Linked DNA regions of Homo sapiens: region 1 is linked to region 2. A link is a contact called in ENCODE Hi-C or POLR2A ChIA-PET data. All regions are on one chromosome and are shown on one strand. Each heading gives the region's core, a stretch centred on a gene start or an enhancer-like site at or near the end of the contact. The rest is flanking DNA. Distances are from core to core; before and after follow the strand shown. Region 1 has its middle 140 kb from the start of HDAC9. Region 2 has its middle 100 kb from the start of HDAC9.

What was found. A loop is a pair of places that touch in the nucleus more often than their neighbours do. ChIA-PET counts read pairs that join two places held with the same protein, here RNA polymerase II (POLR2A). Pooled maps may share reads with other maps.
Region 1: a loop to region 2 is called in a map of endothelial cell of umbilical vein, with 2.3 times the contacts of the local background. The contact joins two enhancer-like sites. A Hi-C loop is called at or near these places in 6 of 168 maps with a recorded cell type or tissue (B cell, PC-3, ascending aorta and 3 more), 3 of 37 single-sample maps with no recorded cell type and 10 of 50 pooled maps. POLR2A ChIA-PET finds 5 or more read pairs at or near these places in 2 of 52 experiments (BJ and activated CD4-positive, alpha-beta T cell).

Annotation. Positions count from the first base shown.
Region 1 is chr7:18,353,295-18,360,426 of GRCh38, forward strand. It overlaps a transcript of HDAC9 not described here. Among named protein-coding and RNA genes, the nearest start is that of HDAC9, 140 kb to the right of the region's middle. RefSeq lists a silencer at 4,412-4,706. Within about 2 kb of position 2,962, at least 3 of the 41 ENCODE cell types and tissues checked have a DNase peak (open chromatin) inside an H3K27ac peak, as active enhancers do.
Region 2 is chr7:18,388,094-18,394,257 of GRCh38, forward strand. It overlaps a transcript of HDAC9 not described here. Among named protein-coding and RNA genes, the nearest start is that of HDAC9, 100 kb to the right of the region's middle. Within about 2 kb of position 2,363, at least 2 of the 41 ENCODE cell types and tissues checked have a DNase peak (open chromatin) inside an H3K27ac peak, as active enhancers do.

The DNA of each region.
Region 1 (7,132 bases), core at 1,712-4,211, 34 kb before region 2:
TGAGAGCTTTCAGCAGGGGGATACCGTATTTAAAGGTAGCCTAAGATCTCATAACTCCATGTGTCACAAAAACTGTGTAGGTTATGAAAGACTTTTCTCGTGAGCAAAACAACTGTGCTTTTTAGCTCTAAATCATGACATAGTCTTGTTATACCACAAAGAATTAAAGAATGTTAAGTAAATGACTTTCTTCCCTCCCTCTGTGCCTCTGAGGATAGTTATTAATGCCGATTCTTGCTGCTGAGTGATCCTGAAGCTACTGTGGCAACCTTTTTATTCCCTGAGTGCAAATGAATCCTCTATGAGGTAATTGAAGGAAATTGATGACATTATTTGCTGTATCTTGGGTATCAACAGCATATAAATGAAAAACACAGCAGAATGCCTGGCCTGTGTTACCACATTGACCTACACATTTGGATCTGAAAGATCTCGAGCTATTTTCTGCCTAAGCAGACTTTGCACCTTTGTGTTTTATAGTGAAGTAGCAGGTACACAACTTTTTAAAATCATGAACTCCTAGCATTGGATTACCACCACCTGGTGTAAGGGATAGGTTTTATAGAAACACAAAGAGCATGGACTTATTCTTTTCATTTTTGTTCTTCTTTGCCAATTTTAATGTTATCTTCACAATCTGAACAGTGTGACCTGTTTCACCTTCTTTTATTTTGAATGTTAGTGTATGCACATTCTAAGCCAAGGGTGGCTTTACCCTTTAAGTTAAATTAAACCATTTGGGACTTAGCAAATTCTGGGTTGTATGTTTTAAGGTGAAAAAAAAGCACTAAAAAGAAAATTTAAAAGAAATTTTATCATCATATAGGGTGTGGATGAATGATTCAAATAGAAAACCTATTTTAAATCAGCCCTACTGAATGAACTATACTAAAAGGACATTTATTTACCTAGTTAGGGAAAAAAGTCACTTTAAATATGGTCTCTAGTTACTTTTCTTCCCATTTATTACATTTGCCACTTCATTGTGACCTTACTATGACCTTGTAGTTTATGGGCTAAAGGTAACCATTATGCAATAATGAAAATATGCAGGCCAGTCTTTACCACCTTGAAAAAATTGGTTTCTTATATTTTGTTTAAATTAACACACTTTGCTATTTATAAAGCTCTGCTCTACGGTGCTTGAAAGAGGAGAGAAGAATTAATCGCAACTAATGTGCAGATTTAGGCTTTTAGAGACTGTGTTTAGTGGAGGTGAGTCAGCAGGCCTTGTTATATTAATTATAGTGGTTTGATTCTCTACTGGTTTTGATTCACAGAGATATGCGCTGTACGTAAGAATTAAAGCATCAATTGCTTAGGAGAAAAAGGAACTTAAAAATCAAACCATTAATACCTATCTTTGCTTTCTTCTTTTGTCTAATTTGTTTTATTTTAGTTATCCAGGCCCAGATTTCCTCCACTTTCCCTTTGCCTTGATCCCAAAACCTGACCTCTGTGAAAAAGGCAATTCATCAATTGGATGTGGTGAGGGAAATGCCCTTCAGAAGGATCTAAAACAGGCAATACAAAAAGCTTTAGACAGTCAACACATCGGGGCACGTAAGCTCTGATGTGACTTGTTATCTCTGAGACCAGTGTTTGCATTCTTCCTGGTTTGTTCCTTAGGCTTGGAAATGCACTGAAACCACAGCTGGTCTTGAAGAGCCATAGAGGATGTGATACAAGGAATGATAAATTAATAATTACAGATCCTCAATCTGCTTATTGTCAGTCATTTTTTCTACCACCAGTTACAAATCCAGTCTTTATTCTCAAACAGAAGTGATGATAATTATCCTTGGTAAAATAACTTTCACATAATGTTGATTGCAGACAGTCACCAAGGGCTATGCTCCAAGTACACTTCTCACCATTTTTATACATGAAATAAAAACTCTTATTATCTCCACTTGTCCATGAGGAAACCAATGTACAGAGAAATTAAGTACCCTTCTCAGGGTTACACAGAAATTCAAGAGCTGGATTTTTACCACAAAGGATGGTTTAGAGCCTCTGGTCTTAACCTTCCAAGAGTCTGGGTTCTTGGGAATCTTCATTTTCAACATAGGCTCTTTATACTACCAGAACTAGCATGTTCTTCAGATATTCAAAACGGAGACTTTTAATAAGTTCATTATTAAAGAAGTGAATAATTTAGGATTAAAAAAATTCTGTTAAAAATGGGTTGCTCATAATTAATGAAGGCAGATATTTAAACCATGAATCCTTTATAAAACCTTGGGATGTGAAAGCTTATTTTGAAATGGACTGTTGGACTGCATGCTAAAAGTATACCCAGAGTGAATTTTCAGAGACATTAGAGACAAATTTAACATCACCCTCAAATCTGTGGAAGGTTAAATATACAGAGTGTGAGACATTGAGAATTAGGCATTTACAGGTACTTTTCCCCAGAGTTTGGTTTGGTGAGGGATTTAACCCCCATTTCGTGACACTGATCAAGGCAGGACATTTTGAAGGAAAAGCACTACAAAAAGGAGGAATTGCCTTGTCATGTTATGAAGCATTTAATTCTAAACTTCTCTGTTTTAAAAACAAAAGAGGCCTATCTATAGATAAACAAAGTAGACTCGTGATTTCCAAGGGCTGGGGCAGGAATGGGTGGGTATTAGCCATAAACTGGCTAGAGGGATCTTACTGCAAGCGATTGAAATGTTCCAAAATTGGATTATAGTGATCATTGTACAATCTGGTTTAAATGAACTTTGAAATCATTGAATTGTACCCTTTAAATGACCAAATTTATGGTATCTAAATATACCTTAGTAAAGTCATTTTTAAAAATGCATGTAAAAAAACTAAAAAAGAAAAAAAGGAAGATCCAGAATTGGGTCTTCAGACAGAATCATTATTTGCATCAAATTCAGAATTTCCCGTACATGATATTAATTTACTTCTCTAATTTGAAGTATGACACTAAATGTAACACGTTAGGTCATACATTTGGCAAAGACAAATTCTTCCTGCCTGTACTTTTTCCTTTCAGTTTTTAATAGGTGGCGCCATTATTCTTTGTAGCCTCTAGAGGGCAGCACATAGGTTTTTTTTTTTTTTTTTTTTTTTTTTTAAAGACAACAAACTTGTAACTCCCAAGCATCAAGAATGCCCAGTTGTTTCAGATGAACTCTCCAATTTTAGTTCATCCTGACGACCTCACAGTGGAGGACCTTCCTATAGTGACTCCTGCGAATGAATCCTCCCTTCCTTCCTGTTAGTTGCTCCCTTTCACCTCTGGCTATTTAATGTCCTTGAAAGATCTTTCAGCTCTCTCTACAGGGGAACATAGGAGTAATTTCAGTTGAAACTTTCACAACCTTTTTCCTTTAGAGAGCTTGATTTTTAGGTAAAGACAATAGTCAGTTAATGAATAAAACCGGTATTTGCACATGGGGGAGGGTTGATGCCCAGGAGATTGTCATAAGAATTCCTGACACAAGTTCTTCAGATCGCATCGGAAGAATCCGGCTATGCCAAAAGATAAATGTAGAGTTCTCCTCAATGTATGAATAACTAGGGATGCAGGATTTAAAATCTATAAGAATTTTTAAAGTTGTAAGACATAAGCATCCTGGTGTGTTTTTTGATTGTTGTTCTTTTCATTTAATTATTTATTATTAGTTTATGTACAGTAGAAGCCAACAAATAAGGGTTGGAAAGGTAAATTAACTAGCATTAAGGTATATACTGAAAGTCATTTTAAGAAATGCCTTACCTCTTCTCATCCCCACGATTAATGGCATTTTCCCTATGATCATTGAATTTTAAAAATACCTGGAAATTTATACCATTCTAGGATCTTATAGAATCTTATAGGATTTATTGGAGTTGATTTTAGTGTAGGAGCCTGAAACAGTTTTAGGTCCCCCTCACTATGTCTTATTGTTACTTCGTTTCTGACATTCTTCCTATATATCCAATCTAATATATATGTGAAAAAGGGTAGACATCAATCAGTATTAAGAAACAATGAGAAATGCCTGAACAGACCTTTAAGCTGTGATTTAAAAAAATCGTATTTGGGTGATCCTAGCAGTTAAATTGACTTTTTCTTTCCTTCTGTCGTCTCTGTTCTCCTTTTTTTTCCTCAGTAAACTTTGATTGCTTGCTAATTGTGTGCTAGGCCTTGTTTGGTTGTTTATTGAGAGAAAGAAATAAAGGAGAAGGGAGAGAACACAAACACAATTTCTGCCCTTGTGGAATTATAGCCAGTATAGGAGACAGACAAAACAGTATATAAACAAAAAATAACAATACATAATTACAGATTGAAATCAATTCTAAGAAAAAAAAGGTCAGTAAGTATATATAACCTTTGGGGCCAACTTTAGGCTAGAGAGTTAGGAAAGAATTTCTGAGGAGGTGAACTTAGGTGGCCCTACCACATAAAGGATTGGGCAAAGGGTTATCCAGGCAGAGGAACAGAGTATGAGAAGGCCCTGAGTCAGGAAGGAGCATGGCTTGTTGCAGAAACTGAACTAGTGTCTCAGTGTTTCACTGTGAATCAAGAAGTAAGCTAGGATGTGGCTTGGGGAGGTAACTGGCCAGGACTGAAAGATCTTTGTGAGGAGCTTGGATTTGTTTCTAGGTTGAGTGATGCCTCCAGAGGGCAAAAGAAAAACAGCAACATTATCTGATTTTGCTTTTGATAGGATTATTCTGGTTTCTCTATGGAGATTGGATTGGAGAGGGGCTCATATGAATGTGGCAGAAGTTTAGAAGGTGTAGCTGGGTGTGGTGGTGGGCACCTGTAATCCCAGCTACTCGGGAGGCTGACGCAGGAGCATCACTTGAACCCCGGAGGCAGAGGTTGCAGTGAGCTGAGATGGTGCCATGCATTCCAGCCTGGGCAACAGAGAGATACTCCATCTCAAAAACAAAGCAAAACAAAACAACAACAAAGAAGTTTAGAAGGTGGTTGTGATCTAGACAAAAATGCTCTTGCAACTGAGTTTCACCTGCAATTTAGGAATGGGAAGTAATGTGTTGAGTCCACTGATGTTGGGAGCACAAACACTTATGTAGGAGGTAGAAGAAACAGTTTTTTTTCCTATAAAGTTATAAATAGCTTTTAGCTTATTAGGTGTGGCTATGTTGAGACAGTAGTTAATGATTAGTGGGATATTTAAAAGTGATTTTGGAAACATGAATATCTTGTGATTTTTATTTTATGCAAACTGGCATTGATTTTAAAAGCTGAGGCAATTTAAGCAACTTCGAATGAGTGTTTTCTCTCTGAGGGTTGGAATTTGGAAAAAATTGAAATATGGGAGCAGATGAGAACATGAAGAACTTGATAAGTATACCTACATATCCTTTGATATCATTGTTAGGAACTTATCTTTTAATCGAATGCATGGTGCCATAGGTTATTCCTTCTCTATATCACTTAGTACTTAAGAACACAAAACTAGACATTAGTAGAATTTACAGATACACATTTGATTCCTGGCTTTACCACTTACTCTAGCTATAACTTTAGACACCTGTCCCCTCACTGATATTTCTGAACTGGAAAATTGAGGTATAATAACCACGTTAGAAGAATGTGGTGAGGATTATGTGAAAAAATTTATGCAAAGTACCTGTCACATAGTCAGTAGTATTCAATTAATACCAGATTAGGTGATTTGCCATGATTTGCCCAAGGACAACAGCTAATAAATCGTAGGACTAATATTTCAACCCAGAAGGCCTTATGCTAAAACCTGCACTGTTCATCACTGCCCAGTACTTCTTTCTTAAATTGGGGCAGTGAGGCCGGGCACAGTGGCTCACGCCTGTAATCCCAGCACTTTGGGAGGCTGAGACAGGCAGATTACATGATGTCAGGAGTTCAATATCGGCCCAGACAACATGGCAAAACCCCATCTCTACTAGAAATACAAAAGGTAGCCGGGCGTGGTGGTGCACACCCAGCAACTTGGGAGGCTGAGGCAGGAGAATCACTTGAACCTGGGAGGCAGAGGTTGCAGTGAGCCAATATCGCACCATTGCACTCCAGCCCGGGCAACGGAGTGAGACTCTGTCTAAAATAAAATAAAATAAATTAAATAGTAAATTGTGGCAGTGAAGGGACAAGGAGGGAAGGATATTTGCTGTTGTCCCAAACTATCTTCTTACTTCTTTTCTTCCACTAACCTGCTTTTCCTCAACTCTCATTCACATTTTCTAAAACTTGAGAATGAAAAATTCAAAATTGCATAAAAGTAGAGCAAATAGTACAATGAACTTGCATGTAACTGTAGTCCCCAGCACCTGCTTTGTGTCTCCAGGGACCCAGCAAGGTTGCTTTGGTGATTTTTTTTGTTGAGATGGAATCTCATTCTGTCACCCAGGCTGGAGTGCAGTGGCACACTCTCAGCTCACTGTAACCTCTGCCTCATGAGTTCAAGCAATTCTCCTGCCTCAGCCTCCCGAGTAGCTGGGACCACAGGCACGCACCACCGTGCCCAGCTAACTTTTGTATTTTTAGTAGAGACAGGGTTTCACCATGTTGGGCAGGGTAGTCTTGAACTCCTGACCTCAGGTGATCCGCCCACCTCGGCCTCCCAAAGTGCTGAGAATACAGGTGTGAGCCACCGTGCCTGGCCACTTCGGTGATTTTCTAACCACACTGAAGGGCATTTTCTTAACCCTCATTTTCCTCTGCAGTTAGGGCTCCTGCTGACACCACCTTCTGCTCTGCCTTAGCATTGCCACAGGACACGGTTACCTCACCTTCCACCCTCCGATTCTCCTCTCTAAACCCCTCACTTCTTGCTCTTCTGCTCTTCTTGTTCTAGATTGTTTTCAGAAAGTTTTTATGGTTTCTTGGACTCAACTATAATTGTAATTAAGAGATTAATCTCCAGTCCTAACCTCTTATCCTATGTATATTCCTACATTTTCAATTACTTTTAAACATTTATGGCAAAACTCATATCTGCCACCAAGTGGATGGACTTCCTTTGTGCCATCATTTTTCTAGTTTACATAAGTGAAATGTTCAAGTTTTTCCTCTGTACTGTCGTACTCCTTCAGTCATTTAGACCCAATGTCCTTTGGTAATATTTTTCAGTATCTTCTCCTTATTTTATTTTCCTTTTTCTAGAAACATGCATCAACCTTA
Region 2 (6,164 bases), core at 1,113-3,612:
AGGAGAGAGTTTATTTCACATATTCATGTAGGCTTGTTTTACAAAAACGACGTAAATGTTATGACTAAAAAACACCCTGCTATATTTGTACGTGTGGCTAAGATAATCAAATAAGACCATTCCCAAGTTGTCCCTAGAGTATTTTATTTATGTTCCCAGTACCCCTGCCATGACTCCCTGAGAGGTTCTCCCTTGACACTGATCCTCCTTGAGCACATCTGAAGTAGCTGGTAGGGAAGGTGTCCACAGTGAGGGCTGTGTAGCTTTCAGAGCCCCCATCCCTTCCATGTAAGTCTGAAGCCCCAATATTGTTTTGTGCAGCCTGTGAGGATAGAGGAGAAGGGAAGGAGGAAGTATTTTTGAGAACTAGTTTCACAGTGCTTTTTTGAAATTTTAATCAGAGAGTTTGCTTTTTTAAACCATAGACTTGTAGTTTCTTAGTACTTTAGTTCCCTCAGAAATTTAACAGGTTCTGATATATTGCTTCTAGTCAGTTCCGTGACCAGGAAACACATGAAAAGTTGTTCTAAATGTAGTTCCTAACTCTGCTCTTTTTCTTTCTTTCCATGCCCCGTGCTTCTTTCTCTACTCAGTGGTGGCCACCTTGAGTCCATCTGAAACAACAGACTGGGGGAATTGGTGGGGTGGCTTTATTCTTAGCTACAATACTATTTTTGTTACAGAACTAAGTCTTTTGTGAATTGGGAATTTTAATGGAATTTTGTTTTTCAAAGCTTTTATATTTATTTTTGCTCTTTGGGAATCAGATGCAGTGTAATTTTTCAGCTCTTCAAAGTATCAAATTTCTTGACACTCTCATTCCTTTTCATTTCTAGTTAATTTTTGTCTGAACTAACCTTTTTCTTGTCGTACCTTGCAGTCAGTGGCAAAAATCAACAATATATAAGAACATCATGGCCTCTTGAACCCTCTTGTTCGCTGAAGCTGCAGTTTCACTAGGCAATTGGATTGCCTTTCGAATAGCTGTAGGCTTTAGTTTTACTGAATGTTTTTTCATTGGTATGAGTTGCCAGTATTCCAGCTTGTTTTGTCTGTTTTTTTGCTACCTGATTTTGGCCACTAAGCTAATACTTAAGTGTTGAGCCTTTGTTACAGTCCCAATTCATTTCAAGTTGTCAATTCACTTTCTCTGTTAAGCTAGGCTAGGAGTAGTAGCACAGAGACCACAAAATAATCAGTGGATAATCACAATAATATTTTATTTCTCATTCACGTAAGAGTCCTGGAGTTATAGGCATTTAGGACAGCACAGCAGCTCTCCTGTATTCTTCAGGGCCCTGTAGTGATGGTAGCTTCGAAATCAGCACATGGCTTCCAGTGTTGCTCAGGATGTCTGCATCCCAGGCACTAGAAGGGAAACAGCATCTGGACGAGTGCTCATGGTCATTCTGTAAAGGCTAGATCTGAAATGGCACTTGTTACTTCTACTCACATTCTGTTGGAGACAAGGTTGTCACTTTACCTAACTGCAAGGGAGGCTGGGTTGTATATGGTAGGAGGAGAGAAACATTAGTGGCTGGCTTGTGGTCTCTGCCACAAGATGATGGGAAGGAATTTATGTATGTCAAGTATATGCATAAGCAAAAAGAAAATGTTTACCTTAAAGACAGTTGGACTTAATGATTAGATGATAAGGGACCAAAATATGGAAAAGGAACTGTGAACTAATCATTAATATCATGTGATACTCTGAAAGAGATAACTATTTTGATTTTCTAAAAATGCAGCAAAGGCAAAGAGGGGTTAATAAAAGTTGGCTTCTGGGATTGTATACTTTAGAGAGTGTGTGACTTCCTGAGGATACAGTTTTATATTTATTTTGGCATTTTGTGAACATGACTAACATGTTCTCCATACGCATCAATTAGTGTAGTTGTTCTGAAAAAATAAGATATTTTTAGATCTCAGTTGTGTTTGACCCTAGAGAAAGACAACACACACACACACACACACACACACACACACACACACACACACACACGTCGTAGAGAAGGGAAGTAATGGGGGATGAGGCAAGGGGTGAGAACTGAACATTTATTTGTTCAAAGGTTTGACCGTGATTTTCTTGGCTTTTGTTAGGAAGAATATAGCTAGATTTAAAAGTAATTCTCGGATAATGACTAGACACAATTCAGTAGTGTTTGCATGGCTCTTGGCAACTGATCACTCCCTGGAATACACTGAGAGAGCTGGAGAGGGGGTTTCAGTGCCTGCTCTTAGGTTTTTCAGAATTATGGCTGAGATCCCAGTAGGTCAGCAAGGTCTGTCTCTCACAGCAACCATTGGTTCCTAGAAACCCTTAGGGTTTACTTATGTTCTTGAATGTTTGGTTTTATTCTTAGTTCCTGTTTTTCCTTCCTGTCACATCCTAGACCAGGCCACTTTGCATGTCATTCTTGAGTTCTGTAGTAGTTTGGTACAGGCTACTCCTCTCTTTCCACTTCAGTATATTCTGTGTCCGGCTTTTTCCTGCTCATAAAACCTTAAATTACTGTACGTTGTTCAAAGGATATATTTCAGTCTGTGCCTAGACAAAGCCTAGTCCAGCAGCCAGAAGTCTTCAGTTCTGGCCCCAGTTTTGCCACTAACTAGCTGCATGGCCAAGGAGAAGTGACTTATGAGAATATATCTGTCCCCAGCTTCTCTGTGAAACAATAAGCATTCTAAGGAAGATTAGAAAACATTGTGTTTGGGCTGGGCATGGTGGCTCACGCCTGTAATCCCAACAGTTTGGGAGGCCAAGGCAGGCAGATCACTTGAGGTGAGTAGTTCAAGACCATCCTGGCTAACATGATGAGATCCTGTCTCTACTAAAAATACAAAAATTAGCCAGGCATGGTGGCACACACCTGTAGTCCCAGCTACTAGGGAGACTGAGGTGGGAGAGTTGCTTGAACCCGGGAAGTGGAAGTTGCAATGAGCCAAGATTGTGCCATTGCACTCCAGCCTGGGCAATAGAGTGAGACTCCATCTCAAAGAACAAAGTTCAGCCAGGCGCGGTGGCTCATGCCTGTAATCCTAGCACTTTGGGAGGCTGAGGTGAGCAGATCACCTGAGGTCAGGAGTTCGGGACCAGCCTGGCCAACATGGTGAAACCCCGTCTCTACTAAAAATACAAAAATTATCCGGGCATGGTGGCACGTGCCTGTAATTCCAGCTATGTGGGAGGCTGAGGCAGGAGAATCACTGGAACCCGGAAGGCAGAGGCTGCAGTGAGCCGCTATCGTGCCACTGCATTCCAGCCTGAGCGATGGAGCGAGACGCCATCCCCCCCCCAAAAAAAAAAGAAAGTAAAAAAGAAGAGAGAACATTGTGTCCTACATCCTTTTCTTGGCCATCTGAAGTTGTATAGTGATATATTTTAGATGTTTCGGGAAATCCTGTCACAAAGTGACCTGTTTACCTGCATTAAACCTTGCATAGCCTTCACCAATTGGCCAGCAAAACCTTTTGTTCACATAACATATTAACATTCCACCTCCACACAAATAGTGTTACCCAGAAGACACACTTAGAAATAATGAACTATGTTGAGGATACTAGAGAGCTTCTGAAAATGTCTCCACTTTTTCATCTTTATCACCTATTAAGAATGGCAGCTTTGAAGTAAGATGCCTGGATATAAACCCCTCACTTAGTACACAGACAATTTTGGGCAAGTTACTTAATCTTTTTGCTCTCTGGTTTCTTCTTCTGTCAAATGAGGGCAATAGAAGTTTTTACCATGGGGTTATTTACAGGATTCCATGAGTTCACACAGGCCTAGTGCTCACAGCAGAGCCTGGTATGTAGTAAGCATTGCCCATTATCAATAGGCACTTTGCCTATCTCCTCCATGGTGCCTTTCACTTTCCCACACTTTACTTTTACTTGTATCTTTCCCTTATGTAAAATGACCTCCTCATCCTCATAATTTAACTAGCAATTTCTTTAATGAGGTGAGCAAGACACAGTGAAAAGAGAGAAGTTTTGAGTCACACAGATTTGTATTCTCATTCTAGAATGACCATTTACAAGTTGTATTACCTGAGTGAGTTACTCAGCCTATCTTGACCTTAGATTCCCTGGCAATCTGGGATTATTATAATATGATCCACAAGTGTGCTGTGAACCTTCAGGTACATGATTATACATTCTCTTTCTATCTCTGTCTCTGTCACTCTCTCTCTCTCTCTGTCTCTCTCTCTCTCTCTCTCTCTCTCACACACACACACACACACACACACACACACACACACTGTCTATATCTAATCTCTGTCTCTCTAGATAGATGGATAGATAGATGGATAGATAGATAGATAGATAGATAGATAGATAGATAGATAGACAGATATTCTTAATGGGTGATGCTAATGATGTTAAAATCCGTTACTGGTAAATATAGGTATTTGGTAAATGCAAACGTGATATTCTTATAATTATTATAATTATTAGCTTAAATCCTGTTCTCACTCTGGCACCTTTTCTGACATCTGCAATCCAACTAATGCAATTTTCCAGAGAATGGTAAGAGATTGACCTCTGTGTATTGCGCATCCAGATCAATTTATTATTGATATTGTTAGTATTTTACCTTGTCATCAACAAAGTATTTGAGTTATACTTTTATTTTTCCAGAGGACATGATATTTCATTCTTCACATGGGAGGGGTCACTCAGATATGATTTAGACTAGAAAGAACCAGCGAGGGCTAAGGGAAGCAGCTGAATATACTTTTCCTCTCACCCTGTTTATTTGCTGGACTTGACATTCAGAGTTAACAGTTCACTAAAAAGGTGTGAATGTAGGTCTGGCCATGACTGGCAAAAAAAAAAAAAAAAAAAAAAAAGGAAATACTAATAAAATAGACAAAATTTCACCAAGATTTTTAAAGAAAATAATTAAGTGTGGAGGGATGTATGAACATTATTAGAAATGGGAATGGGCAGAACAGTGATTCACTTGTGATATTAAAATCTTAAGTAAATACAAAAAAATTGCTGATGATTTTAAAAATTTAGATAAAATGGATTTTTTTTTTTTAAAAAAACATAAATTGGCTCAAGATGAAATAGAAAATCTGAGGAACAATAATCACTAAAGAAATTAATTTAGGCTAAGAAGAAGAGTGAATTAAACCAGTAAAGTTTATAAGAAGTATCCTGGACAAGAGAAGAAACATAAAATTGGTCAAAATTAGAATTAGGAAAAATGTATTTTGGAGGAGAGATAATCTTGACCAGATAGGATCAGGGAGGTTCTTTTCAAGATGGATTAGACCTGGATAGTAAAGGAGTAGAGGGAACAGAGGAGATTTGCAGCAAATGCAGCAAAATGGTCACCTGTTTTAAATCAGGCATGCTTCTCCTACTATTTTTGTTACTTTTCTAGATATTTGAAATATTTCTAGGTTTAAAATTAAGTTTTTAAAAGGATGGATGAGGTGAGGCAGGGAGGGGGAGGCATGTAGAACTGTGAACAGAAAGACTCATCTGGAGTCGATTTTTGTTTAGAAGTGCAGGAGGAAAGTGAGCTAAAATTAAAGCCACAGAATTTTAGAGTATTATGGGAACCTCCCATTTCCCATTCCTGCTACCCTGACAGAGCTGCTTTTAATACCCTAGATGCTGAAAGCTTAGGAAGCTTTTTGATTTTTTGTGTTTTGTGTTTTGTTTTATTTGTTTTGAGTGAAATCATTTTGGCCTTCCTTTTCTTGGTTATGGGAAATTGTTTCAGTGAAAATTTCCTACAGGCTGCTTAAAAGCCACGCACGGAACAATGGGCCTTGTGGCAAGTGAATTGCGTGTGGGGAAGTACTTAGAGTTTAATGTGAGTTATTTTTATTTCCATTCATAGACATGTCTCAGTGAAGTTCAAATTATCCCTTGGACAATAGAAGGCAGTCTGTTAATTTAAAGCTAGACTTTTTTGGTTCCATAAAGCCAAATTTAGGATTGATTTCAAAAGCTAAATAAACAACAGTCTACCTCCCTATTAAAAGTGAGTGTGTCAGGTTTCTGTGTACCTTAGTCTTTAAATAATGTCCACTTAGCATTTCTACAAGGGGCCTTAAATATTTAGAAAGAGGCTATCCTTTACAATTATACCTTGTTTGTTAAAGGGACACTCAAAGGTTGGGGCTGTCTTAATCTTATTACTAAAA